Regions from separate parts of the Mus musculus genome. Here region 2 is linked to region 1. Evidence: chromatin loops called from intact Hi-C (ENCODE). Cell type or tissue: heart. All regions are shown on one strand. Links, peaks and the distances in the headings refer to the core of each region. The heading gives the core; the rest is flanking DNA. Region 1 holds the start of Cpt1a (carnitine palmitoyltransferase 1a, liver). Region 2 overlaps Ppp6r3 (protein phosphatase 6, regulatory subunit 3).

What was found. A loop is a pair of places that touch in the nucleus more often than their neighbours do. Peaks named below come from ENCODE experiments on the same cell type or tissue, not always from the same donor. Only the 100,000 strongest peaks of a DNase experiment are listed, where the experiment ranks them.
Region 2: a loop joins it to region 1, with 3 times the contacts of the local background. A loop is called at or near these places in 7 of 42 quality-filtered maps.

The regions. Positions count from the first base shown.
Region 1 is chr19:3,312,051-3,328,067 of GRCm38, reverse strand. Cpt1a (carnitine palmitoyltransferase 1a, liver) reads right to left here and starts at 4,767. Exons shown (of 19, transcript NM_013495.2): 1 at 4,694-4,767. In heart, for the core only: CTCF peaks have their summits at 5,600, 6,336 and 7,048 (motif pointing left); DNase peaks (open chromatin) are centred at 4,667, 5,307, 5,627 and 6,277; H3K4me3 peaks cover 2,743 bases; H3K27ac peaks cover 2,648 bases.
Region 2 is chr19:3,441,999-3,458,015 of GRCm38, reverse strand. Ppp6r3 (protein phosphatase 6, regulatory subunit 3) reads left to right here. Exons shown (of 24, transcript NM_028999.1): 24 at 965-3,088. The coding sequence ends at 1,016. Among named protein-coding and RNA genes, the nearest start is that of Gal, 35 kb to the right of the region's middle. In heart, for the core only: a CTCF peak has its summit at 6,606 (motif pointing right); a DNase peak (open chromatin) is centred at 6,634; H3K27ac peaks cover 201 bases.

The DNA.
Region 1 (16,017 bases), core at 4,019-9,018:
AATGATTTGCAGGCCTGCATAGGGTCAGGGAGACTGAGGAAGACAAATTCTAGTGGGACTTAAGAAACAGAAGTGAGACTCAGCTCCTTGGACCACACATGGAGGAGGAGGAGACAGAAAGAGTATAGATGACCTTTGTTTTCCTAAGTGCCACAGCCAGTGCACAACTCCAGTGCACAGCACCAGTGCATTCACACCAGTGCACAGCACCAGTGCATTCACACCAGTGCATTCACACCAGTGCACAGCACCAGTGCACAGCACCAGTGCATTCACACCAGTGCATTCACACCAGTGCACAGCACCAGTGCATTCACACCAGTGCACAGCACCAGTGCACAGCACCAGTGCATTCACACCAGTGCACAGCACCAGTGCATTCACACCAGTGCATTCACACCAGTGCACAGCACCAGTGCACAGCACCAGTGCATTCACACCAGTGCATTCACACCAGTGCACAGCACCAGTGCATTCACACCAGTGCACAGCACCAGTGCACAGCACCAGTGCATTTACACCAGTGCACAGCACCAGTGCACAGCACCAGTACATTTACACCAGTGCACAGCACCAGTGCACAGCACCAGTGCATTCACACCAGTGCATTCACACCAGTGCACAGCACCAGTGCATTTACACCAGTGCACAGCACCAGTGCACAGCACCAGTGCATTCACACCAGTGCACAACTCCAGTGCACAGCACCAGTGCATTCACACCAGTGCACAGCACCAGTGCACAGCACCAGTGCATTCACACCAGTGCACAACTCCAGTGCACAGCACCAGTGCATTCGCACCAGTGCATTCACACCAGTGCACAGCACCAGTGCATTCACACCAGTGCACAGCACCAGTGCACAGCACCAGTGCATTCACACCAGTGCACAGCACCAGTGCATAACTCCAATATATATCACCAGTGCATTAATACCAGTGCATACAGTATTTTGTCTTGTTTTTGAGACAGGTCTTATGTAGTCCATGCTAGCCCTAAACCAGGTACATCACTGATGCTGATCTTGAACTACTAATTTTGTCTCCACCTACTAAGGACTGGGATTATAGGCATGGACAACCCAGCCTAATCCGGTCTTTGCTGGGTTTGGTTTGGTTAATTTTGTTTTTTGAGTCAAGGTCTCACTATGGAGTCACGGAATCCTGCCTCAGCACCATCCCCCAAACCCTAGGATTATAAGTGTTTTGTACCACACCAAGCTTCTCTTACATTTCTACCTAAATGGTCGGTGTGCAACACTCCTCAGAGGCAAGGTCAGTAGCCATCCTATTTCCCAACCTTCTAAAGTGGCAGTTACCCAGGTGTCGGGGCGCGAAACGGGCAGTGTGCCTGCTGCTATTAACTTCCGAAAAACATTCCTGAAGGTCAGAACAACTCGCACAAAAAGGGCAAAGGGTGGGCACTTCTCAGAACCAGGCTGCCACGTTACCTCAACAGAGCAAAGCTGGCCTTAGCCCAGGGCCTGTGGGGACCCAATGTCCGCCTCAATATTTGCACGGGGTTCAAGGTGAAGAGTACAAAAGGCAACAGATATTTGAAATCAACAAGGAGAACTCACTCCTTGTGTTAGGTAAGAGATTAAAAAAATAAACAAACTTTGCAGTCTAGGTTTGGTTTAGAGACAAGTTCTTGTGTATCCCACACAGGACTCCAACTCACGGATGGTGGTAGCTGGCCTTAAGTCCGGCTCTCCTCTGTCCACCTCCGAAGAGCTAGATGGTACAGGTACACACCATCACAGTCCTGAATGAACTGCTCACAGTGGTGGCCTTTGCAGTAACTACTGAGTAAGTAGGTGACTGCATCGCACCCCATTTTTGCCTTTCTAATTTTGCACAATATGCTTGTATTGCTTTTTACTTAAAACAAAACCATGTATCTTATTTATTTATGGTGGCGGTTGAGTGCACACTATAGCACGGTGTGCAGAAGTCGGGATCATTTTCACCCTTCGAGTTAGGGTAGTCAGGCTTGGCAGCAGGCTTATTTTCCAAACAACAAAAATTCTTGCACTAAGAGCTTAAATTGGCATTAATTCAAGTGTGCAGTAATCCTTTTTAAGCCTACTAGGCGCGCCACCGCCACCGGCTTAAAACCCCACCTCCCTTTTTCTTCTTTCCCGAGCTGAGGATGGATCTTTGCCTATTCCCAGGCTGTCCCTTAACTCCCAGATTCGAGCGACTCTCCCTCCTTCAGGGGACTGTCCAGTCTGCTAAACACACTTTAAAATTATCCACCTTGGACTACCATTTTATTCTAAACTAGTTCAAATGCAGACTTCCACCAGCTTTAAGACTCGGGCCTACCGGTAAATATCTATGAAGAGTGACTGAAGAGTGACTAAACATATTTTCTAACCAAAAAAAAAAAAAAACCTTCAAACGGTCAAAGTACAGGAAAGTCGCGTGGCTCTAGCCGCCTGCAGATCCAGACTGCAAGTTCAAGGCGCTGGGGAAGGGAAGGGCACTAACAACAGCGGCTTCCCGCCCCGCCCCTTCCCCTACCCAGCCGGGTCACGTGACGGCTGAGAAAAGTAGGGGAAAGGTTACGGGTGCCCCGCCCCCGTGCTGGCGCGTCCGGGGCGCTCGGATCCTGTTCCACCGGCCGAGCCCACGCAGGCCTTCCGGAGCGACGCGTCGCCGCTGCCATCCCGGAGTCACCGATCCGCTTTGTCCGAGGACAGCTGTCGCATACAACAAAACAGCCAGCCGGCACCGTGCCTCGAAGGGTTTCGCTGCGAAACCCAAGGGGAAAATAAAGTAAAAATTGCAGCGCTTTTATGAATGGGCAAAATGGGCAAGAGGAATCAGGGTTGGCTAAACCCCGGCCAGCGCCCCAAACTCCCGAGAGAATCAGGCCTGCCGGTTTCGTGACCACTGGGTCAGGGCCAAGCGCAGCGGCGGCGGAAGGGAGGCGTTCCACCCCTCATCTGCAGTCAGGTGGCTTTCTAGCTCAAACTCGAAAGGTTTTGTCTTGTGCAGGAAGCCGCTTCGGCCACTTTTGATACAAAACCTAACCGGAGCTTGATTCCAAAGACGGTTAAGGAGTTCAAAGCCGGGCGTGGTGGTGCTCGCCTATAATCACCGCACTTATGGGTGGGTGCAGGAAGGAGATCGGGGGTTCAAAACCAACCTTGGGTACAGAGCAGGCTGGAGGGCAGCCTGTGTTACATGAGATCCTATCTCATTTTTTAAAAGTAAATAAATAGATAAAAGAGAAAATTCAAGTGTAAGGTTAAGTCTAGCGAGGCTTTAGTTAAGAAAAGCAATAATTTACATGACAAAAGAGCTCCGGGTGCTGCAGCAAAACCAGTCTAGCCCAGGACTCTGAATGCGGACGCTGCCCAGACCTACCTACTACTCTGCACTGCCCCGGAGCAAGCACTGTCCTCCCCACACCACAGTCCTCTGCTTTAGGTCCTCACTGAGTCCTGAGTCGACCGACTAGGAAGGGGGTGGTGGTGATGTATGCTTGCTGGCACAAATAAAAGGCCAAAGCTGTGTTTTAGTCATTTGGCTTGTGGTTTTGACAGTGATAAACACGCTTGAATATCAGGAATGACCAGAAACCAGACGCCTGTGCAACAAAATGCTGTAACTAAATACGCGTTCCGAAAGGCTTCTAAACTCACTTTCATTTTATTTGCGAACTTCCAAAGTTAGCAGTTTCCGACTAAAATCTGTTTTTGGACAACTATTTAAATGCACGGAACGAGAGTCGGCCCAGAGCTGAGAGTACTGAGCTTGATTGTATGTAGCCTGGTTCACACTAGGAACTTTTTAACTCCTTAAAAACTTGAGCGTTCATCTGTGTTCTGTGACATCAACGAAAACCAGACCCGATTCACAATAAGATGAAGAAAAACGAAGGGTACCCGCTGTTACCGCACAGCCTGGTTGCCCAGACCGTGCTGTCCGGCTGTCCCAGGCCAAGTTCGCTCAGGCCAGGTCACGTGACGCCCCCACCCTCCCGGGCTCTGGTCCCGGCGCGACCTTGGGCAGTCTCTGACACCCACCTGCCCTTGAACCCCGGGCAAAACCGCGGTGAGGGGTGCAAAACACTTAAGTCTCTGCGCCAAGGGTGTGTCCCGAAGGCTATACTGCAGGGACCCGCACGAAGAGAGGGCACCGGCCACCTGCCAAGTCCCCTGTGCGAGCATCCTTCCTACTGCCGAGCCCGACCCTCACGGACCCCGAGAACCAATCCACCTGCAGAGTAGCGGGTGGAAAGAGCCTGGAGAACGCTCGGCGTCCACACTGGCCCCAAGCCACCCGCGGAGTGGGGAGTGAGCAGGGGTCAGAAAGGGAGTTGACACTCCTACTGGTCAGGGACCAAGGAGTCACGCCTAATCATAAGCATCTTTCACAGAGCAATGAAGACCCCAAACCCACGCGGTGAGTGAATCCACCGTGGGGCGGGACACCACGAGCCGAGGTCCCACGCGTCCCGAGTGGAGGCATTTTGCCCAGTCTGGGGACCAAGCATCTTTCCTCCCGTCCCGGGATCCCCCAGATCCGTCACTGCGCGGGGGAGGGAGTGCCCTCTGCTTCTCCAATGCGCGGCTCACGCGTACCCTACGGGCACAGTCTGGGTCTCCCTCCACACTCTTAAGAATGACACCCGCGCGCCCAGCCCAGGGCGGTGCCGCAGCGCTGCCCTCGCGGTGTCTTACCGAGTCTGCAGACGGCGGCGGCGGAATGAGCGAGCGGAGTCCGGGCCGGGGCGGGCGAGGCCAGGCTCACCGACGCGCGCCGCGGGTGATTGGCTGAGCCCAGCTGGGCTGCAGCGCGGGCAGGACGGGGCGGGGCCTGGACGGGGCGGGGCTGCGGGGAGGAGGTCAGTAAGGAAACTGAGGCTAAGTCCCGAGCTTGCCAACGGCAGACCTAGGACAACATTCCTTACCCTGAGAGCCTCAGTTTCTTCATATACAAAAGGGACCAACTCATTAAAGCCATGTCCAAAACAGCTCTTTGCACCATACTTGGCTTACACTCGCGGTTTACACTAATCCGCCCGTAAACTTCTCTGCAACCCTGCGGGAGTTATGCTGATTTTGCTCCAGACTTTTGGTTTGTTTGGTTGTTTGGTTGATTATTTTTTTTTTTAAAAAAGGGGAGTGGGACGCTTGGGGTGGTGTTGGGAAGAACGGCTTGTCTAACATCAGAGAATGAAGAAGTAAGCTCAGGTTCCAAGTTTGAGAACAGATGTTTGACATCCGGGGGCAGGTTGGCGCCAGAGGCCAACACACTCATAGTCTCCCTGGGATAAAATCGTCAGGGGGCGGGGGAACCCTCATCTGCGGAACAATTAGGGTGTGTGGGTAGCTCACAATGCCGTGCATTCCTTGCCTGTGTAAGGTCCTGGATTCAAGTCTCTGCGCCCAAAAGCAACGGAATCGAAGTACTCTTTGAACGCTGAGAACGAATAGGTGTCAATAGGGGAGTGATTGGAACCTCGGACAGAGTGGCTTCTGGAGGGGGATCGCTGGCAGCACACGGGGAACGAAGGTTGCAGGGTGAGTTGTGAACAGGGTGTAGAGAAGTCGGGCCAGACATGGCAAAGCACTCTACCCGCCAGATGGGGCGCCCTCCCAGGCTGCAGCTCCAGGCCCTGCGTGTAGCAAGCTCTCCATAAATGCGCTGAAGAAGGAAGAGTCGCAGCTCTGAGGTCAAGCACGCCTGGTCATGGAAGAGCCCTGTTTGCCTCCATCTTTCTCTGCCTTGCCGTGGAAGGGTTCCATAGAGAAAATGAAAGTTCCCCTTGATCCCGCCCCCAACTGTAGTTAACTGTTGCTGTATCTCATCTCCCCCTACACCTCTATTATTTAAAAGGACAGGCGATTGTTGGGTGTAACTTTGAGATTTTTAGTTTATGTGAAGGGACTCATAGAGAATCGGGGTCTTTCACTTGCCTTCATTGTTCTGACACACCCAAACGCCTTCCATCTTCTTAAGCATCCTTATCTGAGCACCTGTTCCTGAGCGTGGAAGCAGAGACCAGTGTGACATGTGGCTGGCACTGCAGAGGTGCTATCTGGAAACACTTTCTGCTGTCCCCCGGGCCTCATCGGCCTCGATGGCTCTAGTGTCACCTCTTGCTGCCCCCTACTTAAGGCTCCTTTTAAGTCCTGGACTGTTGGACTCACCTTAAATGCCCTTCCTTCTCTCCCTAGAACCCCAGTCCTAACCGGTCCCCTCCCCAAGGACACTTCCTCTTTTCTTGGCGTCCTGCTTTGCGTCCCTCTGGATTGGCCCTGTGCCCTGTCTGTCCAGGAGGCTCAGCGGCCTTGACAGCAGGCCCTCCCTGCCGGCCAGGAGGGACAGGAGCAGGGGCGGAGACAACATCAGAAGGAACTCTCAGACACCTCGTGCCTTGGGGAGGCACCATAATGAGCCAGAGCCGCCTGCACCTGGTTTTATCCTGTGGGGACCTCATTTTCCTTCCTCTACCCTCACCATAGCCCTTTTCCCAAGGACTGTAGCTCCCGGAGTGGCTATTAATAAAGAGCTTAACCTCCCCCTCGCCCCTCGGGGTGGGGATGGGGAAGCTTGGGGCATTAACCTAAACTCCCTGAGCGCTGAAAATATACCAGGAACTGGCACCAAGGCTAGAATAACCTTTCTCAAGCTCGCCTGTTTATTTTTCACATTCTTTCTCAGTTTCAATCCCATAGACTGTGCCAGCTGCTCACGATGGATACGTTTGCCCTGTGTGGTGGCTCACATCTGTAATTTCATTACTTGGGAGACTGAGGCAGGAGGATCATATATGAGTTGGAGACCAGCCTGGGTTACAGCGTGAGCCTGTCTCAAAAACCAAACCAAACCAAACCAAACCAAACCAAACCAAACCAAACCAAACCAAAACAAAACAAAACAAAACAAAACAAAAACAGAGTTGGAGGAAATTGCTCAGTAACTAAGTACGAATACTACTCTTGCCCAAGACCACAGTTTGGTTCCCGGCATCCAAGTCTCAATGTTCACAAACACCTATAACTCCAGCTCCTGGGGATCTTGCTCCCCCTTCTGGCCATCATGGGCACCTGCATTTATATGTTCATACATTCCCATACACATTATTTTTAATCTAAAAAACAAACCACAACTGGGGATGTGGCTCAGTATTACAGCGCTTGTCTAGCAGGCATGAAGTCCTAGATCCCATCCCCCACACCACATAAAGAGGGTATAATGATGCACACTTGTGATCCCAGCAAGAAGTTCAAATTGTCCTTGGCCACATATCAAGTTTGAGGACAATGGAAAGAATAAGATAAGCTGATTAATCGTAGGGTTGCATGCATGCTAGTCAGGTGCTCTGCCACGGAGCTACCACAGCCCTCGTTTTTTTGTTTGTTTGTTTGTTTGTTTTGTTTTGTTTTGGTTTGGTTTTTTTTTCAGTACTAGAGCTGGAAGCCAAGGTCTTATGTGTAGAAGGCCAAACAACATCCCAACCCTAACTATCCCACCTAATATATGTGACAGGGAATTTTCACAGCCCCCACTGTTTTGCCAAGAGGATGGCTGCTCCATGGTCATTCTCTCTAGCCTCCTTTCCGGTTGGCAGGACTCAATAGATATCTATCCAAAGTGCTTAAGACGTTTGGGGACTTGGCTATGAGACCTAGTTTTGAGGGAACTCTACTTCATACTAAAGAATGTTGTAATCACAGGAGGCAGTGTTTTCCCCTCCTCCTCCAAGCCTCAGGCCCCACTGAACTTGAACTTTGAGCCCCTGTACACGTTTTGAGTCAATATCGGAGGTAGTATTTGCTCAGCCAACGTCACCAGGTTTCATGAGGACAGTGGCATTGTCGCAAGGATAACAAACCCAAGGCTGCCAACGAGTGTGGGAAAAGAAACTTGGAGTCCATGAGGCTTCTTCTGTGTCCCGCTGTTCCCACCAGAGAGTGAAAATGTCCTGTGAAATGTACCCTGCCTGTCCCACTTTGGGGGCCACTCCACTGTTTTCTTCTGCCTTGCCTTCCCGAGCACCCAGTGAAAGGAAAGTTGGCAGTGTTTACTATCCCAGAGAAGAAACAATCGAAGCCACAAGACCAGGGCTAGGTGTGTCAGTGTGAGCCCCTCCTGGTCCCGTGTAAGCCTCAGTTTCCTACCCTAGGAAATGAAGTCAGGGCCAGAGACATGGCTCAGCAGGAAATGGTACACACACACACTCACGAACATACACAGATAAGGCTCCATGCACAAATGCTTGTGAACTACCATCTGGATGCTAGGAATACTTGAACTTGGGTCCTCGGCAAGAGTGTCCAGTGAGTGCTCCTGCCCCTCCACCCTACCATTCTTTGAGAAGTAGTGCATGTTGGTCTGGTACTCGTGACGTAGCCAAGAGTGACCTTGAACTCCTGATCACCTGCCACTACCTGCCCATACTGGGACTGCAGATGTGCTCCATTGTGCCAGGTCTGTGTGGTGCTGGAGACAATGGCCAGGATGTTGAGTACCCTACCAATTGAGCTACTCCCACAGATGTGCCACAGGCCAATTGAATGAGGCAATTCCCCTCATGTTATGTCCTCAGATAAGTCTGGGCTGTGCCCAGTTGATGCCTAGGTAGGTGACAGAGCCTCTGGGGGTAGAGGAAACAGGTGAGGCAAGAAGCTCTGTCATTAGGAGTTTTGTTTTTAAAATATCTATCTATTTATTTATTTATTCTTAAAGATTTTAAAGCTTTTTATCTGTGTTCACGGATGTGTGGGTGCCCTCAGGTTAGAAGAGGGCACTAGGTCTCAGGAGCTGGAGTTAGAGGTGGTTGTGAGCGGCTCTGTATAGATTCTGGGAACTGAACTCCGGTCTTCTGCTGAGGTTTACTGTGTGGCTGCCCTAGGCCTTTCATTTTTCATTTTTCTTGGGTGGAAAAATGAAAGGGCTGAAGACGAGGCTCAACAGTTATGGGCAGAGGCTGCTCTTGCTGAGGATCCAGCTCCTGGACTCTGTTTCACCTCCACTTGGTGGCTCTCAATCCTCTGTAACTTGAGTTATGAGGGACCGTATACCCTCTTCTGGCCTCTGAGGACACTAGGCACACAAATAGTGCACAGACATATATGAAGGCAAACAGATATACAGATATTAATTTTAAAAAGAAACAACAACAACAACAATAATGTTGGCATATTATTTAGCTATTTTATTGGGTTCTTATCTCTCTGCCTCCCTTCCAAACAGTTATTGTACGCTAATCCCTTCCAACATCAGATAGGAGAGAAGGAAGGTGAGAGGGGAAAGGAGGTGTGCACCTGTTTAGACCACTTCCTGCTGACTAGAGGCCTTGAGTTCCTTGGGGCGAGTTCAGTCCTCCTTGTCAGGATATCTCCAACTTCTCTTCTCTTTGCTTGTGACCCCAGACAAACTGCAACAAAAGCAACCAGGAGCAGCAGGGGGAGCAGCAGGGGAGCAGCAGGGGAGCAGCAGGGGAGCAGCAGGGGGAGCAGCAGGGGAGCAGCAGGGGAGCAGCAGGGGAGCAGGAGGAGCAGCAGGGGAGCAGCAGGGGAGCAGGAGGAGCAGCAGGGGAGCAGCAGGGGAGCAGGAGGAGCAGCAGGGGGAGTAGGGGGAGCAGCAGGGGAGCAGCAGGGGAGCAGGAGGAGCAGCAGGGGAGCAGCAGGGGAGCAGCAGGGGAGCAGCAGGGGAGCAGGAGGAGCAGCAGGGGGAGTAGGGGGAGCAGCAGGGGAGCAGCAGGGGAGCAGGAGGAGCAGCAGGGGGAGTAGGGGGAGCAGCAGGGGAGCAGCAGGGGAGCAGCAGGGGAGCAGCAGGGGAGCAGGAGGAGCAGCAGGGGGAGTAGGGGGAGCAGCAGGGGAACAGCAGGGGAGCAGCAGGGGGAGCAGCAGGGGAGCAGCAGGGGAGCAGGAGGAGCAGCAGGGGAGCAGCAGGGGAGCAGGGAGCAGCAGGGGAGCAGCAGGGGGAGCAGCAGGGGGAGCAGCAGGGGAGCAGGGGGAGCAGCAGGGGAGCAACAGGGAAGCAGCAGGGGAGCAGCAGGGGGAGCAGCAGGGGGAGCAGCAGGGGAGCAGGGGGAGCAGCAGAGGGCAGGGGGAGCAGCAGGGGGAGCAGCAGGGGAGCAGGGGGAGCAGGGGGAGCAGCAGCAGCCACAGCCCTCTGGGGACTCTCCCATGTATACCCTCTTCAGAGTTTCCCAAATGAAAATATCTGTGCTGGCAAAAATTACTGCCCTGCTAGTGCTGAGGCAAATCATAATCACCTGCTGTGAAGCAGCCTCTTATCCCAAACCTGGGGTTAAATAAACTAACAAAAACACAGGCACATAACATAACTTGACTTTTAAAGAAACCAACATTCTTGAGACACAGTAATAAATATTATCATCACCATCGTTATTATTAAGTAAAATTAAGTTAAAAGGCTGGGTTCGCAGGAGTGTTTCTTTAATTCTTGAACTCAAGAGGCAGAGGCACTTTCTCTCTCCACCAGCCAAGCAAGACGCCCAAAGAAAAGAAGGCCACGGGGAAGAAGGTGTCCTCGGCCCTAGCCGTCATCATTGTCGTCCAGAAACAGGACGCCAAAAAGGTGGTCAATCCTTTGTTTGAGAAAAGGCCCAAGAACTTTGGAATTGGTCAGGATATCCAGCCCAAAAGAGATCTAATACACTTTGTTAAATGGCCTGGCTACATCAAGCTGCAGTGGCAAAGAGCCATCCCCTATAAGTGTCTCAAAGCACCTCCTGCCATTAAGAAGTTCACCCAGGTGCTGGACAGGCAAACAGCTACTCAGCTGCTTAAGCTTGCCCACAGGTACAGGCCAGAGACAAAGCAAGAGAAGAAGCAAAGGCTACTGGCCCGTGCTGAGAAGAAAGCTGCAGGCAAAGGCGACGTCCCAACTAAGAGACCACCTGTTCTCCTAGCAGGAGTCAATACAGTCACCACCTTGGTGAAGAACAAGAAGGCTCAGCTGGTGGTGATTGCCCATGACGTAGACCCCACTGAGCTGGTGGTTTTCCTGCCTGTCCTGTGTCGAAAGATGGGGGTGCCCTACTGCATCATCCAGGGAAAGGCCAGACTGGGATGCCTGGTCCACAGGAAGACATGCACCACTGTTGCCTTCACACAGGGTAACTCGGAAGACAAGGGTGTTTTGGCTAAGCTGGTGGGAGCTATTAGGACCAATTATAATGACAGATATGATGAGATCCGTCGCCACAGGGAGGCAACGTCCTGGGTCCTAAGTCTGTGGCTCGCATTGCCAAGCTGGAAAAGCAAAGGCTAAAGAACTCGCCACTACACTGGGTTAAATGTACACTAAGTTTTCTGTACATAAATATAATTACAAAATTTAAAAACAAACAAACAAAGAAACAAACAAATGGGCTAGTGAGATGGCTCAGTGGCTAAAAGCACTGGCTGCTCTTCCAGAGGTTCTGAGTTCAATCCCCAGCAACCACATGGTGGCTCACAGCCATCTATAGGGGGGATCTGATGCCCTCTTCAGGCAGGCAGATATATATGCATCGGAGCGCTCATACATTAAATAAATAAAATTTTAAAAAAAGAAAAAGAAGAGAGAGAGAGAGAGAGAGAGAGAGAGAGAGAGAGGCATAGGTAGGCAGATCTTTGTGAGTTTCAGGCCAACCAAGCCCATTTAGACCCTGGGTATAGGGGTTGGAGGGAGAAGGAGAAAGAACAAGCACAGATCGCTGCCACACAGCTTAAATAGCAATAAATTAATGCAGCTTCAGACTAATATTTTTATTTTAAAATAATTTTAAGAGGGGGGAATGAAGACATATTAGGGTAGAAGTAAGATTTTTAATGGGCTGAAGAGTGAGGGGCAGGCAAAGCAAGAGTGCTGCAGCACAGTGCATGTGTAATCCCAGTCGTTGGGAGGCAGAGGCTGGAGGGTCATGGGTTCAAGGCCAGCTCAAGCTTTATTAACTACACCTTGTCTCAAAGAAGAGTCTTTTCAAGGTTGGGCTTTGCTGCTCTGTTTGGTATTAACTGCTTTGGAAATTAGTCTATTACAGCATGCTTTCTTCCCAGGTTCTAGAATCTTCTGTCATTTGCTCTGCTACCATGCTGCAACTCTTAATACAAATTTAAACATTTTCATAATTTAAAATGAATTTACATGCACACATGTTTTTGCACGTGTGAGGATACTTGTGCATGTGGGTGCACAGGCATGGGGAGGCCTGAGGCTGATGTAAGAGCCATCTTCCATCACAAGAATGGGGCTCTTCCACCCCATTCACGGAGGAAGACTCTCCCAGTCAAATCCAGAGCTCACTGATTGATAGGTAGACTCTTCTACTCAAATCCAGAGCTCACTGATATGCCTAGTCCTGCTGGCCGGTATGTTCTGGATACCCCCTATCTCTTGCCTTCGAAAGCTGGAATTTTACTGGTCAGTCTTTATGTGGTTTTCTGGAGACCAGAATTTGGATCCTCAGACTTTCATGGCCAAGTAAGTGCTTTAATCACTTGGCTATCTATCCCTTCAACTTCTCAGGCTCATATCTTCCAGAGCTAGACTCAGCTTCCAGAGTCTTTTCTGACTTGCTTTGACATGTGCTCACTTGAAAGTTGAATCACACCTTTGTCTTGCTGGCAACTGCATCTGACAAGTGTCATCATACCCGAGAGAGGCAAATGGTTTTGAGCTGAAGTCTGGTGGTGCAAGGTCTCAGACCACCAAGGGCCTGAGGATGGGAGAAGAGGGTCATAATTAGGATGTAGGAACTGGGACTCCCCTGACAGAAGGGCTCTTTCCACAGGTTATAGGACGCCAGGGGACTCACTGTGGGCAGGGCTGAGCTGGCTTCTGTGTGTTGAGAGCAGCTGCTGGCATTCTTCTTCTTTTTTTTTTTTTTTCTTTTTTTTTTCTTTTTTCCGGAGCTGAGGACCGAACCCAGGGCCTTGGGCTTGCTAGGCAAGCACTTTACCACTGAGCTAAATCCCCAACCCCAGCTGCTGGCATTCTTTTTATAAAAGATTATTTATTGAGATAGGATATTTATTTATTTATTTATTTATTTATTAATGTAGCCCTAGCTGCTGCTCAAGGAGCTGTGGGTCTGGTATTTATAAGTCTGCTTTATTCTGTTCTACTTGCTAATGCTATTCTTCTCAGGTTTTAAAATGCATTTGAATATTTTCTATTTCCTTACACGTGATCTAGTGTAGCCTGAGTCCACGGGAGCAAGGAAGTCCTAGTACACTTGTGGTTTGACCCTGAGGGACTAGGGATGAAGCAGAGTTGGTAGAGCGCTTGCCGAGCAAGCACAAGGGCCTCGGTTTGCTCCGTAGCCCCATACAAACAAGGCAAGGTTGTGCATGCCTGTCAGCCCAGCACTCAGGAGTTGGAGGTAGGATGATCAGAAGTTTAAGGTCATTCTTGCCACATGGTGAATTGGAGCCTGTAAGACCAACACTTGGGAGACTGGGGCAAAAGGCTTGCTGCAAATTTGAGTCTAGACCAAGGAATTGTCTCTAGAATCTTTCTAGGCCACAGAACAAGTCATACCAAATACAGAATATCAAAATTACCTTTTTTTAAAAAAAATCTATTGTGATTTTCCCATCATGCACCCCAGTCCTGCTCATCTCCCCATCCCCTCATATCCATTCTTCACCCTTGAAGCCCCCCCCCAATAAAACACAAACAAACAATAACAACAATAACAAAGCATACATAGAAAAAAATCTCATAGAGTGTCAGTGTGTCCCACAGTACATCTCTCTGTCAACACATCTACGCATGGCAAATGTTCATTGCAATGAATCATTGGTCTGGTTGGAGATCTCTGGGTTCTGTGATCATCAATATCGAATCCTCATCAAGATACCCCCATCCCACTCCCTTCCCAGTTATCCTGTTGAAACCCTGTGTCATGGAGATCCTGCAACTTTGGAACTCCAGAACCGGCCCTTTCATGTGTCCCAGCTATTTGCAGACAATATAGATTTGGGGGTGGGCCAATTCACAGCCCTGGATCTGGGCCTGGGTGGTAGCTGAGCTCCTTAGGGCACTGGCTCTCTCTTATCCGCACCACCAGGGTGAGCTCTCCAGCACTGCTCAGGCTAGGTGATCCAATGCCACCACGTGCAAGAGGCAGGGTCAGCTCTCCTGTTCTCACGGCGTCAGGGCTAGCTCACCCACACCCCGCTGCTAACCAGAGCCAGTTCCACTTGCTGCCTAGGTGAGACTCAGGGCCTGCCCTCCTGAGTGATCACCCTTACCCACACCTCCAGAGCCAGTCAAGGTGCAGGGCCCACTCTTCCAAGTGCTGCAGCCTATGAGGTGCTGGGCCAGCTTACCTGTGCCTTTGCCATCAGGGCTATCTCCACAGTGTTGCCCAGGCAAGGTACAGGGCCCACTCTCCCAAGTTCTACAGCCAGTAAGGGGCAGGGCCAGTTCTCCCACTCTCATAACCCCAGAGCCAGCCCTCCAGATTGCCACAGGCAAAGAGGGGCAAGGAGAGGGAAGGCATCAGTCTAGCTCAAATACCACCTCATGGCAAATGAGACCAGGCTCCCAAACTCTTGCCCTGGGGTCTTAATCGCCTGCTCCCTGACACTAGGGTCAGCTTGCTGTGTTGTCCAGGGGAGGGGCAGGGCCAGCTCTCCTGAGCTCGTGACTCTGTGGGCAGCTTTCTCCACTGCTGGAAGTGGAGAGGGGAGAAAGGACATATCTCTGCATCCATGCTATCTTAGGGCAGATAAAGTGGAGAGGTCAGTGCTCCCACACTCATGCCCTCAGGGCTAGCTCACCAACATCACCGCCTCCAGAGCCAGCTGCCTGGGTGAAGTTCAGGGCCTGCTCTCCTACTACGTGCTGCTGCTTTTTAAGAGATGGGGCCATCTCTCCGGAGCTCTGCATGCCCTGAGGGGTGGGGCCAGATACACAGCCCACGGACATCCAGGTGGTCCCAGGCAGCTGCTCCAACCGGGAACTTCCCCGTGTTCTCTAGTGGTAATGTGAGCCAGGGACATCAACACTGACCCCTGCCACTGCTTGCCCATGAACTCAGACATGACCCTCATTGGCAGCTTGGGCTGGGACCTCACCAATATACCCAGCTGGCAGAGCTGGCCACTCACAATAGGCAACTCCTCTCTACCTTCAAGTCTCCAGTTCCATCTCTCTTCATAACGCTCAAGCTGTTCCATTTCTCTTTCCCTTCCATCTAACCACCACAGACTCACACATTGTAGTACCTCCAGCAGGCTATCCTCGAAGCTGGTGGGCTCCTGGGTGACATCTTATACCTGTGCTGCATGGCATAGCAGCAAGCAGGTATCTACAGCTTGCTTGTGCCATGTGCCAGAGGGCAGTTCTGTGGGTGGCATAGCAATCCACAGGTCTCTGGCTTCCTCCTCCTGTGCTGCCCTGCCTGGATTTGATTTGATTTGACTTAATTTTTATGAGTCATAGCCATAAGATAGCTTTGTCCACGAAGCTAGGAATCAAGCTAGGATAGACAAAGGACTGCTGTCTGCTCTGCCTTTGACTGATACAAGAACCACATTATCAACAAGGTGTCTCTTTGCCCATCGCCAGGGAAGTGGAGGGTAAGAGGTCAAAATTATCTTTTGTTGTTTATCGGCTCATAGGGGAATAAACCCTAGAAAGACCTAGAAACCATGGGCTGGGGAGACGGTTAGGAGCACTTCCTGATCTCCCAGAGGACCAGGGTTCGGTTCCCAGCACCTATGTCAGGTGGCTCCCACTAACTTCAGCTCCAGGTATACCCGCTGGGATCATAATCACATAGACATAAACACACATATAAACAGTTTTTTAAGTCTTAAAAAAAGACTCATTTTAAATTAATATTTGTTTTGCTGAGATAGGATTTCACTAGGTAGTGCAACCATTAATTATTTTTTTAAGAAAAAAATTTGGAGGAAGTTCTTTGAAAATGAATCTTATGAGCCAGGTGTGGTGGCACATGCTTTTAATCCCAGCACTGGGGAGGTAGAAGCAGGCTGATCTCTAAGAGTTCAAGTTTGAGGTCAGCCTG
Region 2 (16,017 bases), core at 4,339-9,338, 130 kb before region 1:
TAGCTCAAGAAGAAACTGTAGGGCTGTGTGCAGAAAGTTGGGGGTCAAGGCTTGGCCCCTAAAGAGCAGCATTGAGCTGGTTCTGGAGGAGCTCAGTGTGCTGCCAGCACTCCTGTTGGAAACAGCCACGCGCGTGGGAGAGAGTGCAGACAGCAGCCTTTGCCAGGCTCACTGCTCTGGGGCTGGGCCTTGCCAGGACCATTCTTTACTTCACTCTGAGGACTTTGCATTGCCACCATATCTGGCTGCACAGTTGTTCTGTTAGTGTTTTGCACACATCATACTTACAAAGCTCTGGATGGGCACTATTGTCCCCTTTCTGCTGAGGAAAAAACAGGACTGAGAGGTTAAGAAACATGTTTAAAGTATACAGCTTGTGAACTGCAGGTGCACCCATACCCAGCTCTGTCTGGTTCTAGAATCCTCAGTCCCTCTGCCTCATACAGTGAGGCACCGTCATGTGTAATTAGAGTATAGTATTGGGGGCACTCCTGGTTCCTGTTAGGACTGGCAGGGAAGGCAGTCCAGTTAGGAAGGATTTGTGTCCTCCTGGCCACAGCCTAGCTAGGTTTCTTCAGATGCCTTAGGTTGTGGATTTGGCAGAAGACCCATTTCTGCTCTCTCCCTCTCTCTCCAGCTGCTGCTGCTCTGTGGGGGCCAGCATCTGGCTGTGCCCCTTTGTTCTCAGTAGTTACCCTCTGCACACGCCTTCTTCCTTCCCATTTCCTAGCATTCCAGGTGAAAGTCAGTTTGCACCCACATAGGACAACAGTTTCCAAAGCACGCAGCTGGGACCAGCAGTGTGAACACTAAAGTGTTGTGTGAATTGAACATGCAGTTCTGAGAGGCTGAGGTGGGAGCGTCTATCACCACTGGCAGCCATGTGCCCATGTGGAGGGCGGGCAAAGCTAACTTGGCCCTGCTCAGCTTCCAGTGCCTCAGATGTCCGTCTCCTCCTCTGCAGGACCGACCAGCCAAGCATGCCAAGCGACCCATCAGTTAATGGCCCTGTATGATGAGTGACGTCCACTGCTGCTGACTGAGGACTGCAGGCCACCACCACCCAGGGGCTCTGGAGGGCTCACCCAGAGCTACTGAGCCACCACTACTGCACTCTGCAAGAGATCAGAACCAGCAGCCTTTCTGTTTCTAGATTCTAAGATGCTGTACAGAGAGACTCAGACATGTAAAACACTGCACATTGACAAATACCAAGAATTTTTTTGCGTATGTTTATATTGTATTGATCTAAATACTGGGTAGCCTGTGACACCAGATCTTGCCGCCCATGTAATAATAGTAATGATACATAGTTCAGATGGTTGTAAGAATAGTTTTATAAAGTGACTACACAGATCTATTGTATTCGAAACATAACTATTTGACAATTATTAGTGTGACCAAAGTATTAGGCAGTTTTCATACATTTTCCACCTTGTACAAAATTCTGAATTCATTTTTCTTCCAGGTTGGCACGGAGCTGTCGATGGAAAAGCCCTCTGCGTGTTATATTTTGGTTGTTCTGACTTACAAAGTGATTTTGAATAAGAAATACTTGGTGTTTTTTTATAACCCACTTTCAATTGGTAACTGTTTTCTGTATTGTTTCAGGCGGATCAAATGCTTGAGTCTTGGTGGAGATTAAGTATTTATTGCTACAACTTAGTTGATGAATTGCTGTTCTTGTAAAGCCATATGTTCTGTTAAGGTCTGGTTTGCTCAGAGCGTTTCTTTCTGCAGGTGAAACACTAGAATATTGGAGTGTACATGGCTGTGGTTAGAATTTTAGGGGGGTTGGGGGGTGTTTGTTTTTTGTTTTGTTTTGGTAGTTCATCCGCCTTTTAACCCATTCACCAAAATGTCCCTTGTCAGCAAGTATCACTGATGGCTATTTCAGAGTGGTCTGCACCCACACTGCTCTGTGTCACAGAGGTGAGTCTGGAATGCTCATGTGGTGACAGGGTAGAGTGTGCCCATCACGCGGGCTGGCTGTAACAGAATCACAACCTGGCATCCAAGCATGTTTCTTGTTTTACTGTACCTTGTGAGGTTTTCACTTGTAAACCAGTGGATTTTAGAACTGGTTTGTGTGTATATAGTGATTATGGATACTAATTCAGTGTAATTTATAATTTTCTATGTCAGCGTAAACACATCCTAGCCTCCTCCAACAGCTGAAGCAATGGCCTGTGCACTGCCGCGGCATCGGGTGAAGAGCTCAGTCACCTCGCCTCTTGCACTTTTAGATGCAGATCAGTTTTTCATTCTATAATAGAAAATATTCACATATTTTTACATCATTTGTTTTTTCCTGACCAGTATTTAAAACCAAAAGGATATTCTGAAAAAATGGCCAACAAGTTTTTTAGAACCAGCATCCCAAGCAGTGTGCCTACATGACATCGCGTATGGAGATAGAGTCGAGTGTCCAATGCCTTACTCCTTACTCGCTTCTCACTGTACACAGTGCAAGGGACCACCTCAGGTGGCCGAGGCAGGCCTGGTCACCAGGCTCAGTGGGCAGCAGGAAGCCCTGGGACTGGTGGCGAGGGGCTCGGTGGCCTGTGCTTGCCCGCTCAGGACCCTTCAGTCACAGCTCCTTCAGAAGAGACTGCGTTCTCTGGAACCTGGTGCCACCAGAGGACAGGGCTCCTTCTGCTCGTCTCAGGGATGGTTGACCTGCGTGGCCCAGGACCTCACATTGCTGGCGGATGGCATTCTCCTGTCTCACCTGGTTGACAAGCCTTGCTGACCCCAGCCAGGACTTGGCTCCTCCTAGTCAGCCCACACTGCCTCCTTGCTGTGGACTGGGCTGGCTTTTCTGTCCCACTGTCCACTGGGAAAGGAACGCTTGGGTACTGTTCTTGGGAAAGGACTTAGGCTTGCTTGTCATAAGGAGAGGCTGTGAGGGTGAAAGGGGACAAGGTGTGTTGGGTTGGAGGGTGCCAGCCAGGGCTTGTGATGAGTTCCTGCTCCTTTTCATTTCTGTGTATTGGCCGAATGAATTGCAAGACTAACAGACGTCTACAGTACAGTACCTGTATCACAAGTAATAACAAAATAAAGCCTGATGCTTTGTTTCTATAAACTTCCTCGTGAGCCTTTTTGGGGTTCTAATAGCCACATAGTGAGCCTCTGCCAAAAAGTCCTCTTTAGCTTTCACCTGTCCTTACTCTTGGGCATGCCAGCTACTGAAGAAACAGTGTTGTGACCCCCACACGCCTTGAGCCTCCAGTGCCTAACACGTTTGCTTGGCACCTTGTTGCTGAGAGTGAACCACCACCACTTGCCGTCTTGAGATGGTCTGCCTGGTCCTCCAGCTTAGCTTGCCATATGTGTCGTTCCCGGCCCTGCCTGCTGTTATTGCCAGCAAACAGCATTAGTGACAGTTCTACAGATTCCCATTGCTGTCATTAAAGCGTACTCCCTGCTAAACACATGGTGCAGGAAGAGAGACAACTTTTGCTCTGTTTTTTGAGACTATATAATCCTGACTATCCTGAAACTTGAAGCCCTCGAACTCACAGAGATCCTTCTGGCTCTGCCTTTAGTCTTATGGGATTAATGGTGTCTGCCAGTGCACCTGGCTAAAGTGAGAAATAGCTTAAAACGTCACATGCACAGCATGGCACTGTGTGCCAGTCAACTCACATATAAAATACATGGTGGTATTTTTACTAAGCTGGGCTGGCTGTGGTGGCACATGCCTTTAATCCAGCACATGGGGGTAGGAGGATCTCTGTGAGTTTGAATCCAGCCTGGTCTAGGAAACAGGTCCAGGACAGCCAATGCTCTGTTCCACAGAGAAACCCTGTCTCAGAAAAAACAAAACCTGACTGGACTGAAGCTTGCCTATAATCCCAGCACCTATGAGGCTGAGGCAGAAGGATTGTCATTTCAGAGCCACTGAGGCTTGTCTAAACTGCCATTTTTGTGTGTGAGGTTGCTCACGTGCCACCATGCATGTTGTAGAACTCACAGCTTGGGGGAATTGGTTCTCTTCCTAATGCTGCGAACTTTTAATACAGTTCTTCATGTTGTGGTGACCCCCTAGCCATAAAGTTATTTTTGTTGCTAATTCATAACTAATTTTGCTACTGTTACAAATTGCAGTTGTAATCTGATAAGCAGGATAGCTGATATATAACCCCCGTGAAAGGGTTGCTCAACCCCAAAGAGGTCATGACCCACTGATTGAGAACCATTGGTCTAAGGTATTGGATTCAAGTTGATGGGCAAGCCCCATCACCTGCTGAGCCTTCTTGCTGGCCGGGAGACCACCTCAAAAGCAGCAGTAGAAATTGTGGCATGTCATCTCTATTTGCATTGAGAATGTGTGTCGTCGTCGTCCCCCCCCCCCCTTGTTGCTGCCCTAGCAAGGCCTGTACTCTGCCCGTCACACACATGACTTCATGTTTCTCCTGGATTCTGCAGGTGTCTCCCACAGGCATCTCCCATGGTTCACCATGAGCAAGATCATGGGCTTCTGAGAATCCCAGCTCACTTTGGGCAGGATGGTTCTCTGCTTGTCTTTTTGCTCCTCGGCACCAAAAGGCGGGTGGTTCCTGATAATGGGGAAGGCACTACCAGAGCTGTGCTCCTGCTTCCTATTGGCCTTTTGCTGCATTTACTCATCCTGCTGGTCCATATTTGTAAAGTAGGATGGTTTAATTGTCCTGTGTTGGGGTCTACTACAGCCCATGTGCCAGGCTTGGTACACCACTTGAACAGGCAAGTAAAACTGGACAAGACTGCTCTTGATGAGGACCCAGATTCAATTCCAACCTCTTCAGGCCACTCACAACCATCTATGTGTAACTCAGGTTCCAGAGACTGTCCAGCACCCTCATCTCTGTGGGCACTGTAGGCACATGGGCAACGCACTGATGCACATAGAATTACCTGTCAAGAAGCAGCTCAGGCACACACGGGAACACATGAGGGCAAACAGGAATTGTGTGGTAACACACGCCTTTATTCCCCGCACTTGGGAGGCAGAAGCAGGGAGACCTCTGAGTTTGAGGCCAGCCTGGTCTACAAAGTGAGTTCCAGGACAGCCAGGGCTATACAGAGAAATTCAGGTGCTGGTGACAGCATGAAGCATTGGGACCTCTGCTGTCACTACTGCAAATGATGCACCCATTTGGAAAGTTGCTGAGCATTTGTTCTGGCTGTTGTGGAGGTGATTTCTTAATTATGCCAGCAAACTGCCTTATAATTCCACAGCTTAGATGCTCACATGACAACATGCCCACAAAATATTTGTCCAGAGAAATTTATTGTAACTTTACTGAGATAACTATCCAGTGACAAGAAAACAGGCAAATGACAGTGCAGTCACATACTGGAGTTCTTCCCCCCCCCCCCGAACCCCCAGGAATGAACTGTGATGGGTAGTATGCCTGAACCTCAAAGTGTAGTGTAAATGGAGACCTAGCATGTGCAGGTCTACCTTTCTGCAAAGCAATGGGGCAGACCATTTTATGGTACTATAAATAAGAACTCGCAAGGAGGTGTTCTTTCATTTTCTGCTGCCATTAGCAATGCTGCAGACCGTAAGTTCTACTGAGGTTTATCTTGGCTGTGATTCTGGTCCAAGGTTATGACTGCAAGAGTCCTAACAGCCCCAGGCATCCCGTGGGGGGGGGGGGGGAAAGAACACGTGTATGTGTCCTTTTCTGGCCTCCTCAGCTAATGGGGCTGCACCCTTGTCACATCATCAGATCTTAATCTCTCTCTCTCTCTCTCTCTCTCTCTCTCTCTCTCTCTCTCTCTCTCTCACTCACACACACACACACACACACACACACCAGGCTTCATCCTTAGACACTAAAGTCAAATCAAGCCCCTCCACTTCCCCCTCAGTGGGGATTCAACTCAAAAATGACTTTTAGAGGACACACCTGGCTCAACCACAGCAGGAGGCTTGGCAGTAACGGGCGTTGGAGCTGATAACATTTGCCACTCTTACCTATGCTGAACTTTGTGTCAATACAATCGTTGGCGATCTCTAAATGGTCCTGTGATCATTTCCATCTGAGGCAGAATCTACACTTCCTCTGGGGTCTAGCCAGAGAACTGCTGTTAAAGAGACAAAGCTGTGGTTGCAACAGATGGCCGCTGTGTAGCAGGTGCTGTGCTGTGTAGCAGGTGCTTGACTCCCTTGGTGAGCTGGAAACACCTGCCCAACACCGGCTCTCTCGAGATCTCATCTCCTGCTCGTGGGAAGGAAGGGCTTGACTGCCAGCACAACAGAGCAGTGACAGCCACAGCAGTTGAGTTGACAGGCCAAAGCTAAAGGGTAGCAAGGAGGCCACTTGCTTAACTGCTGAGGAACCAGTGATCAAATGAGTCTCCAGGACAAGAACAAGAAAAGAGAGAAAAAGTAGAGAAAAGCTGAATAGTCCAGGCTGAAAGATAGGAAGCTGGGAAAGCCACAGAAGGAGAACTGCAGGCCCTAGTTGCTGGAGGAATATGGAAAAGTTGTCAAGCCTTTAGAACCAACAAGCCGCTGTCAAGCAAGGGCTGAGCAATTCCAGTGTCTAGGTTTGTACCAAATACGGAGAATCAATGAATCCCCCTGGACCTGCACAAGAACTGTAACACTAGAGGGCGCCATACACTGGTGTTCTGTCTGCGCCTGTTCTTTGTTGTCAAATGCTAACCATATAAAAAGCTGCTGGAGCACTTTGGAGCATCTCCCCAGACACCTGTAGTTTCCGAGCAAACAGAAGAGCCATAGTCAGGAAGCTCTCCAGTTCAAGGCTGGCCTGTGTACATAGTGAGAGTTCAACCCACATTGTACTCAGTGGTGAAAACCTCTTAAGTTTGCCGTGTCAGAAACACAGCTAGTACTTCTATTACACACAGTATTGAACATTCTCATCAGAGCAATTGGACAAGAAAAACCAAAGGCATCAAGCATCAAAGGAAGAATGGGGAGCAGGAGACCTCAGTGGGTAAAGCACTTGCCATACAAGCAAGAAAGCCAGTGTTCAGATCCTCGGAAGTCATACAGATGCCAGACAGGTGTGACAGCGTGCCTTGTAGGTCAGAGGTGGACTCTCCAAGCTGACTAGCTAGAAGGGTCAGATCAGTGAACCCTGGATTTAACTGAGACCCTTCCTAATGGGTAAGATGCAAGAGTGAACAAGACCCTTGACATCAACCTCAGACCTCCTGAGTACGCATGCAAACACATGCTGGAGAACAACTAGTTTTGGTTTTGATTAATTTTTAGTAAGTATACAGCAAGCCAAGGTAAGGGAATAAAGAGAAAATAAAAGATCATCAGATCAGGTGCTCAAAACTTGTAGGAGGCCGGGCGGTGGTGGGAGGCAGAGGCAGGGGGATTTCTGAGTTCGAGGCCAGCCTGGTCTACAGAGTGAGTTCCAGGACAGCCAGGGCTACACAAGAGAAACCCTGTCTCAGAAAAAAACAGAACAAAACAAAACAAAAAAAAAAAAACTTGAGGAGACAGTAGCTGGGGAGTCCTGTTAAGACAGCCTATTAAATCACCTGTTTGCAGATGTTATGGTTTGTATACAGAAAACCCTAACACCCATACAAAGCTTCTAGAAGTAGTAGGTAAACTCAGCAGAGCATCAGGGTACGAAAGACAACACACACACAAGTGGGGATAGAGAGGTGGCTCAGTGGTTAAGGGCACTTGCTCTTGAGGGGGACCCAGCTTCAATTCCTAGTACCCAGCTCACAACCCTCCCTAACTCCAGTGCCAGGGGACTCAGCACTGTTCTCCTGACCTCTACAAACGCAAGACATGCACATGGTTCACAATCATGCATGCAGGCAAAACTCTCATGGAGGGAGAGAGAGAGGGAGGGAGGGAGGCGGGGGAGGAGAACTTGTCTGTAACTGGGAATCAAGCCCAGGGCGATGTACGTTAAGTGCTCCACCACTGAACTGTGCTCCCTGTCCTTTCTCAGTGTCCAGTGGCTGGGTCTGCAATCTGAAGCCTTTACAGATGTCAGGGGCTGGCTAGCTAGGAAATGCTGGCCCAGGAGCAAGGCTATGTTAAAAGCACCTTGCACTATTTCTTGTACCTTGGTAGAAGGGAAGTGAAGGATCCAGATTAGTGGTTTTCAAAAGCCTCATTCAGCTTGTGGAGAAATATGCAGGCATCTTAGCCTCCTTGAGTGATCTTTTGACAAGGTAAGAAGCTTTTCTGCCCCATCCTTTCTCCCTGCAGCGAGGCTTTCTCTCATCCTGTGTCTGTGGACCTTGTTCTAACCCCAAGCAGTGGGCTTTGGGCCTGAGTGAACCAGTGTGCTGGGCAGGCAGTCAATAGGACACTAAGGATAGCTCGTGTCCATGCCTGTAGCATCTTCTCAGATTCTCTGCACCCCACTGCCCTGCACACCAGGGTGTAGAAAGTGAGATAGGCCCAGAAGAGCACAAGGATAGGGCTGAGAGTAGCTGGTACACTGGAGAACCTTGGTCATGCTTCCTAGCACTTCCTGGTCTTGCTGGAGCTTCCTGGCTGAGGAGGCATGGACTTCAGCTGTGGCCATGCACCCAGGCACTTCCTTTAGAGGTGTGCCAGAGGCATAGCGCCAAGCTGATAGATTCCTGCCTCTCCTATGCTGCTTAGGGCTGGTTTCCTTTTTGTTTTGTTTTGTTTTTTTCGGTTATCTCTTTGTTTATGTTCACCTCTTTTTCCTGGCAGGGAGCCACCAAGGCCTGTGCATAAGGACTTAGGGCGTGTACCTTGATTCTCACAAAACAGGTACAAGTGAGGGATTGTGATCCAGTTTATGCTCTCGTGCCTTGGCCATATTTCTCTGGCTTGTACTGAAGTCAGATAGTGTTCCAGTGAAATATTAGTTTGTTTTCTTAGATTCTTAAGACCAGGCTTGTACTGAAGTTAGATGGTGTTCCAGTGAAATATTAGTCTGTTTCCTTAGATTCTTAAGATCAAACATTTCAATTCTGTAAAAATATTTTATTATAGTTTTAAATTATGTGCCTAAGTATCTACAGAGGCCAGAAGAAGGTGGTGGCCCCCCTGAAGCTGGACTTGTGAGTCATCCAATGTATGTGCTGGGAATCAAACACCCAGGTTCTTTGTATGAGCAGCTCTTAACCACTGAGCCATCTTGACAGCCCCTATATTTTTTAATTTTCTTTTTAAAACTCTTTTCAGTGTGTAGTGTATATGCATACGTGCCCACATGTGCATTTTGAGGCCAGAAGCGATACTGGGTATCTTTATCATTTTCCATTGTATTTTTGAGATGGAGCCTTTGAGCCTAGCCCTTGCTGGTTTGTCTGACTGGGTAGTGAGCTGGAGGTCCTCCTTTTTTCTTTTTTTTCTTCTTTTCTTTCTTTCTTTCTTTCTTTCTTTCTTTCTTTTTTTTTTTTTTTTTGCAGGCCCCTCTCCTGCACTGGCTGGACAGCCATGTGCAGCCACAGCAGGCTCTTATGTGGGGGCTGGGATTAGAGTCAGATCTTTATGCTGAGATAGGTATTTAAGCAACTGAGGCATTTCCCCAGTCCCTTATTTTTCTTTAATTCTTTTTAGTCTGTAGATTTTTGGTCAAAGTAATGATATTTGAGTCCAACCTCTGACTTTGGGTAGAAAAAGCATTCTAAGCTGCCCCTAAATTGACCTAATGCATGGCCTCTCTTCTGTGATGAAGCACTGACCCAGGCAACTCATGGAAGAAAGGCTTTGTTTCATTTTACACTTCTGGAAAATGGTCTATCGTTGAAGGGAGTCAGGGCAGGATATCAACACAGAAACCACAGCAGAAGTCATGGAGAAACACAACTTACTGGCTTGCTCTCCACGACTTGCTTCCTTATACCATTGTGGGTAGAGCTAAGCCCTTCCCCATCAATCAACAATTGAAAAATGCCTACAGACAGGATCACAGGCCATTTTTGATGGAAACTGTTTCTTAGGTGAGGTCTTCTCTTCACAGGTGTCACAAGTTTGGGTCAAGCTGACAAAAAAATAAAATAAAATAATCAGGACAATGTACTCTTAAGAGTTGATGCAGGGGGCTAGAGCGATGGCTCAGTTGGTTAAGAGCACTGACTGCTCTTACAGAGGTCCTGAGTTCAATTCCCAGAAACCATATGGTGGCTCACAACCATCTGTAATGGGATCCGATGCACTCTTCTGGTGTGTCTGAAGACAGCTACAGTGTACTCATATAAATAAAAATAAATAAATCTTTTAAAAAAGAAAGAAAGAAAGAAAGAGTTGTTGCAGGAGCTAGAAGGATGGCTCAGCAGCTAAGAGATAAATGCTGCAAAGGACATGAATTCAATTCCTACCACCCAGTCAGGAAGCTCATTATACCTAGTGCTCAAGCTTCAGGGGACTCAGCGCCCTCTTCTGGCCTCCTCAGATACCTGCATGCACTGGGACACACACACACACACACACACACACACACACACACACACACACACACACACACACGTCTGTTACCTGGATGCCCTCAGGAAGCCATCATCAGCGCCCTCTTCTGGCCTCCTCAGATACCTGCATGCACTGGGACACTCACACACACACACACCTGTCTGTTACCTGGATGCCCTCAGGAAGCCATCAGTTCCAGAAACTTCCAAACCATGATCCACAATCTTCCTGAAGACCCATCAAAGAGGATGAAAATGTGAACTGAAGTTTTCAGGGAGAACAAAAGGCCACTCCTCTGCTTAAGGTGCCACAGAGCTCATCAACTGCTCATGACGTCTGTGACTGGAGCTGGAGAGATTGCGTGAGGGTTAAGGGCACTTGTTGCTCCTGCAGTTGACCTGATTTATGTTCCCAGCACCCAGCTGGGTGGTTCACAGTTGCTGCCTAACACCAGCAGAACACCAGAGTTCTGCTACCCTCTATAGTCCATGCTTATGGTGCACACTCCAATGGGCAGGCATGCACAGAGACACAGAAATAGAAGTCAAATCAACACTAAGAAGCAGAAGAAAATACCCTCTGTACTTTCTGTCCCTTTAGTGGTCCAGATTGAACCAGGGAGGACATTTGTATGGCAGGAAACCACCTGCTCAAGTTGGGAAGCATTTCATGGAATCTTCAGTCTTTTGGTGGTGGTGATGGTGGTGGTTTGGTTTGGTTTTACCTTTCAAGACTGGGTTTCTCTGTGTAGCCTTAGTTGTCCTAGAACTTGCTCTGTAGACCAGGCTGTCCTGGAACCCAGATATCCACCTGCCTCTGCCTCTGCCTCTGCCTCTGCCTCTGCCTCTGCCTCTGCCTCTGCCTCTGCCTCTGCCTCTGCCTCTGCCTCTGCCTCTGCCTCTGCCTCTGCCTTTGGAGTGCTGGGGTTAAAGGTGTGTGCCCCCATGCCATGTGGGAATCCCCAGTCTTCGGTGTAGCAAATGAGCCAGTTACTTTGAGTCTCTCTCCAGTCACCTGGATGCAACTTGCTAGCCACACAGAAGGACTTCAGACAAAGGGGACTGGGTCACCTTGAGTTCTTTTATTATGACTGCGGCTTACTTGGAATGGAGGCACTGATTTACGACAGAAATGTCATGTAGGTTTTCTAAAATTAAAGTCCATTAAACTTCTTAAAAATACAATTTAAAAGTGCTTCTGTGATTATGGAGGGTTAGAATGTTGCAAGTCAGAGACACATAATCTTGGGCTATCTTAGGCTCTGTCCTAAATGTGTTCCCTGATGCCATGACAAAATATTCTGACAAAAAACAACTTTAAGAGACAAGTAGGGTTTTCTCAGCTCTGCAATCCTGGGCTATACAGTCCGTAATGTCGGGGAAGTCAAGGAGGCCTGAACCTTGAGGCAGCTGGTCATGTCCACCATCAAGAATAGAGAGAAGCTGGGCGTGGTGGCGTAAACCTTTAATCCCAGCACTCAGGAGGCAGAGGCAGGCGGATTTCTGAGTTCGAGGCCAGCCTGGTCTACAGAGTGAGTTCCAGGACAGCCAGGACTATAAAGAGAAACCCTGTCTCGAACCCCACCCCCCCAAAAAAGGAGAGAGACAGGCCGGAGAGATGGCTCAGCGGTTAAGAGCACTGACTGCTCTTCCAGAGGTCCTGAGTTCAAATCCCATCAAACCACATGGCTGCTCACAACCATCTGTAATGAGATCTGATACCCTCTTCTGGTGTGTCTGAAGACAGCTACAGTGTACTTACATATAATAAATAAATCTTTTTTAAAATTTATTTATTAAAAAAAGAATAGAGAGAAAAACACATGCAAGCCAGTGCTCAGTCTCTCTCTACACTTAAACAGGCCAGGATTCCCTATCTAGGGGATGGAGTCACCCAAAGTGGTCAGGTCATCCTACATCAATCAGTGAATACAGACTACCTCCCACAGACATAGCCACAGGCCAACCTGGTCTAGACGGTCCCTCACTGAAACTCTATTCCCATGTGACTTCAGATTGTAACAAGTTGACAGTGAGAACTCACCACTGCACCCTCTATAGCCATCTTTGCATGACCTAACAAACACCTGTGACAAGCAGCTAAGTCCTCTTGTTGTTCCCTGGCTTCTGCAAAGCCACAGGCTAAGATGGCAGCAGTGTCTTAGGCCCATGGCAGCAATCCACTCCTGCTTCCATAGAATCCACCCACTTGATCCCAATCCCTGCCCAAGTGTGTTATCTATGACTTTCTTCGTGGCTATCACAACTAGAGCCATGTTGGAATATGCTATCTGGGGCAACCTGAAGCTTACTTCCAGGATAGTCGCTCATTTGCCAAAAGGGAACCCCTCCCTCCCTCAACGCGGCTGCTTATACAAAGATCTTGGGGGCTTAGCCAGGCTGCTTCTCTCTTCCTCCCCTCTCTCCCCATCCCCCACCCTGCCCCTGTCCCAAGCACAGTTCTAATTTCCAGAGCTGGACCTGCTGACTGTCTTCTAATTCATAAAGCCTGGCTTTCCCTCTTCCTCTCCTTCTCCCTCCAGCGCACAGCTGCGGCGCCTTCCTGCTTGCCCTCTCGAATGCTCCTAAAAGGGTCCCCGAGTCCCCCTCACCTCTAAGTTTGTTTCACATTTTTATCTATGAAAGTAAGGACCCTCGAAGGGAACCCATGGTTCCTTGGTGACAGATTGACTGTGTAAGTGGCCGAGCTCTGAAGGCCTGGGCCTTGAGAGCTGATTGCACAGCAGCTCTGCTCCTTGTGGATCCAAGCATGAAATAAATGCCATCATTGTGGGAGCGCTGGGTGCCATTGAGTTTTATGCAGCTTTTAAAGAGAATAATTTGAGTGTCTGCCTTGTGGGACAGTCACACGTGGCCACCACCTCAACAGACAAGATAAACTCAGCCCATTAGACACTGTCTGCAGTACAGACGCTGGGGTAGGGGATGTTACTCTGAGCTCCGTGGGAAGAACAGCCTTGAGCAACCAGAACCTGTGAGAGACGGCAGGAGGGGCATCACTGCAGAGCCAAGTGCAGCAACTGGATGTTTGATGCTGGACAGAATGGCAAGGAGGCGGTGGAATCTGCGATAGGGATAATACCCAAAATGACCTTGGCTCTGTTCACATCTACAGAGCAGCTGAGGCCAGGTCATAACCAGCACCATCATGTCCCAGGCTTGCTGATTGCATCTAGAACATTCTCCAGCTCCTCAGGGTGTACACAAAGTGCCAATCTGGAAGACACAAACCCCCATGGGTGGGCATGCATCTGAAGTCCCAGCACTCGGGAGGCAGAGGCAAGAGGATTCAGAATTCCAGGCCACTCTGGAAAATCTAGATCTTGTGTCAAAAAACAAAACAAGCCAGTCGGGAAGGCACATGCTGGCAGGAAAATGCTGAAGAGGCAAGGGCGAGAGGGGCACACGTGTGGGGCCAGCTTGGTACACGTTCAGGCCGAAACTGTAGATCAGTTTGTAGAATGCTTGCAGAGCAGAGGGTGCACAAAGCTATGGTTTTGACTCTCAGCAGCACTTAAACCATGCAAACACCTAAGAACCAAAGCCACCTTCAGCTTCATCCAGAGTTTAAGACCAGCCTGGGCATGAGATCCTGTCGACAGACAGACAGACAGACAGACATGCTCTAGGTATCTGCTGCTATCTCTGAATTCCCCATGTGTCACTGCAGATTTGTGTGGGGTCATTTCCCAGCCCCCCTGCTTCCTTAGCATCTTTCCCAGCAAAGGGTCTGGCAAAGGACTCACTGATGCCTTCTTGGCCATGCCTGGTGGCTCCTCAGAGGGGCAGTGATGGGCTCAGCAGCCACTGTTCATAGCTTCCAGGCTTGTGAAGGAGGCTGGGTAAGGAGACAAGAGCCATCACAGTGGCTAGAAATCGTAGCTTCATTCTGCCCAGGACAGGTGAGACCAGGTCCCGCAGGAACTCCACTGCTCCCCAAAGCCTGTCCTGTTCTCCTTCCTGTTTTCACTCAGAAGGAAGCAGCCCTGAGTGGTGGTGCAAGCCCGTGACCCCACTTCTTGAGAGGCAGAGGCAAGCCTTGGCTACATAGCAAGTTGGAGATCAGCCTGGGCTAAATGAGACACTATTTTAAAACAAAACAAAACAAAACAAAACAAAACAAAACAAAACAAAACAAAACAAAAACCCTTAATGGGTAGTTGGTTCTTGCTCTGGGAACTTCCAGCTATCTGCAAATCTCTGGGCTTCTGGGACTACCCCCCAAAACAGTCAGGACCTGGCCTCCTGCCTAAAGGAGCTCATGCCGACGGAAAAGGACATCGATCACCCAGCTTTGACTTTCTATGGGCCACTCAGAACCTGCTGCTGTCCCCAGAGTCCTCTGCTCACAGGTGAGGAGAGGTATGAAGGAAAAGCCCCCTCCCCTATAGAGAAAGTCACAATCACGTCTTCAAAGGTTTGCTTTGTTTTTGAGATAGAATTGATGCATTCTATTCAGATAGAATAGCCCACACTAGCCTCAGGCTCACCGCGCAGCAGAGGATGACCTGGAATTCTGATTCTCCTGCCCTTTCTCTTGAGTGTGCCACATCCAGGTTGTGGGGAGCTGGGATGGAAGCCAGGGCTCCTCTCATGCTGGGCAGGCTCTACACACTGAGCCACAGGCGCCGCTTCCTATTTTCACAAACGTGAAATATGTAGATGTTTAATCAGACATCCTGATTCTGTTCGAAATATATAGTGAGTCAGGCGTAGGGACACACAACTGTGATCCCAGCACTCAGGGGGCTGAGGCCAGAGGATCATGAGTCAGGGCTAGCCTGGTCCATAGATAGACCCTGCTCAACAAAAGCGTGGAGGGAAGTCTAGCTCAGGGTTCCGATGCTCACCTCCATGTCTAAGGCCCTAGGTTTCATCTCCAGGGTCAGAGTAAAGCACACTGGTGAATTGGTGAGCGGGTGATTTGACCACTCTTTCTGTACCAGGATGGTACAAAATCCTTCCCCTGATGGGGTCAGGGCTTCTCTGGATTGAGAGATGACAAGTCTTGACTGTGTTAATGGCACTGGAGCCAACAGTCGTTTCCCACAGTGAACCAGTTTGCTTTATTGTCACAATTAGAGACATGGGGAAGAGAGACCCTTAACTTCAAAGCTGCCTCCATCACACCAACCTATGGGCATCTCTATGGGGCTAATCAATTACTAACTTATGTAGAAGGCCCAGCCCACTGTGGGTGGTACCATGCCTAAGCAAGCGGGCCTCCACTGTATAAGAAGCGTAGCTGAACAGGACACGGTGGCATACATCCTTAATCCAGCAGAGAAGGCAGAATGATTCCTGCGAGTTCTAGACCAGAGCTGCACAGCGAGACCCTGTATCTCAAAACACAGGCAGACAAACAGGCGGACAAACATGTAGCTGGATGTCTAGGAGTCAGCGAGCAGCATCTCTCCATTGTGTCTGCTTCAGTCGCTGTCTTCAGGTCTCTGCCTTGGCTTCCCTGGATCCCGGATGGTGGATCGGTAAGTCAAATAAACCCAATGGTGGATCAGTAAAGTCAAATAAACCCGATGGTGGATCAGTAAAGTCAAATAAACCAGGATGGTGGATCAGTAAGTCAAATAAACCCAATGGTGGATCAGT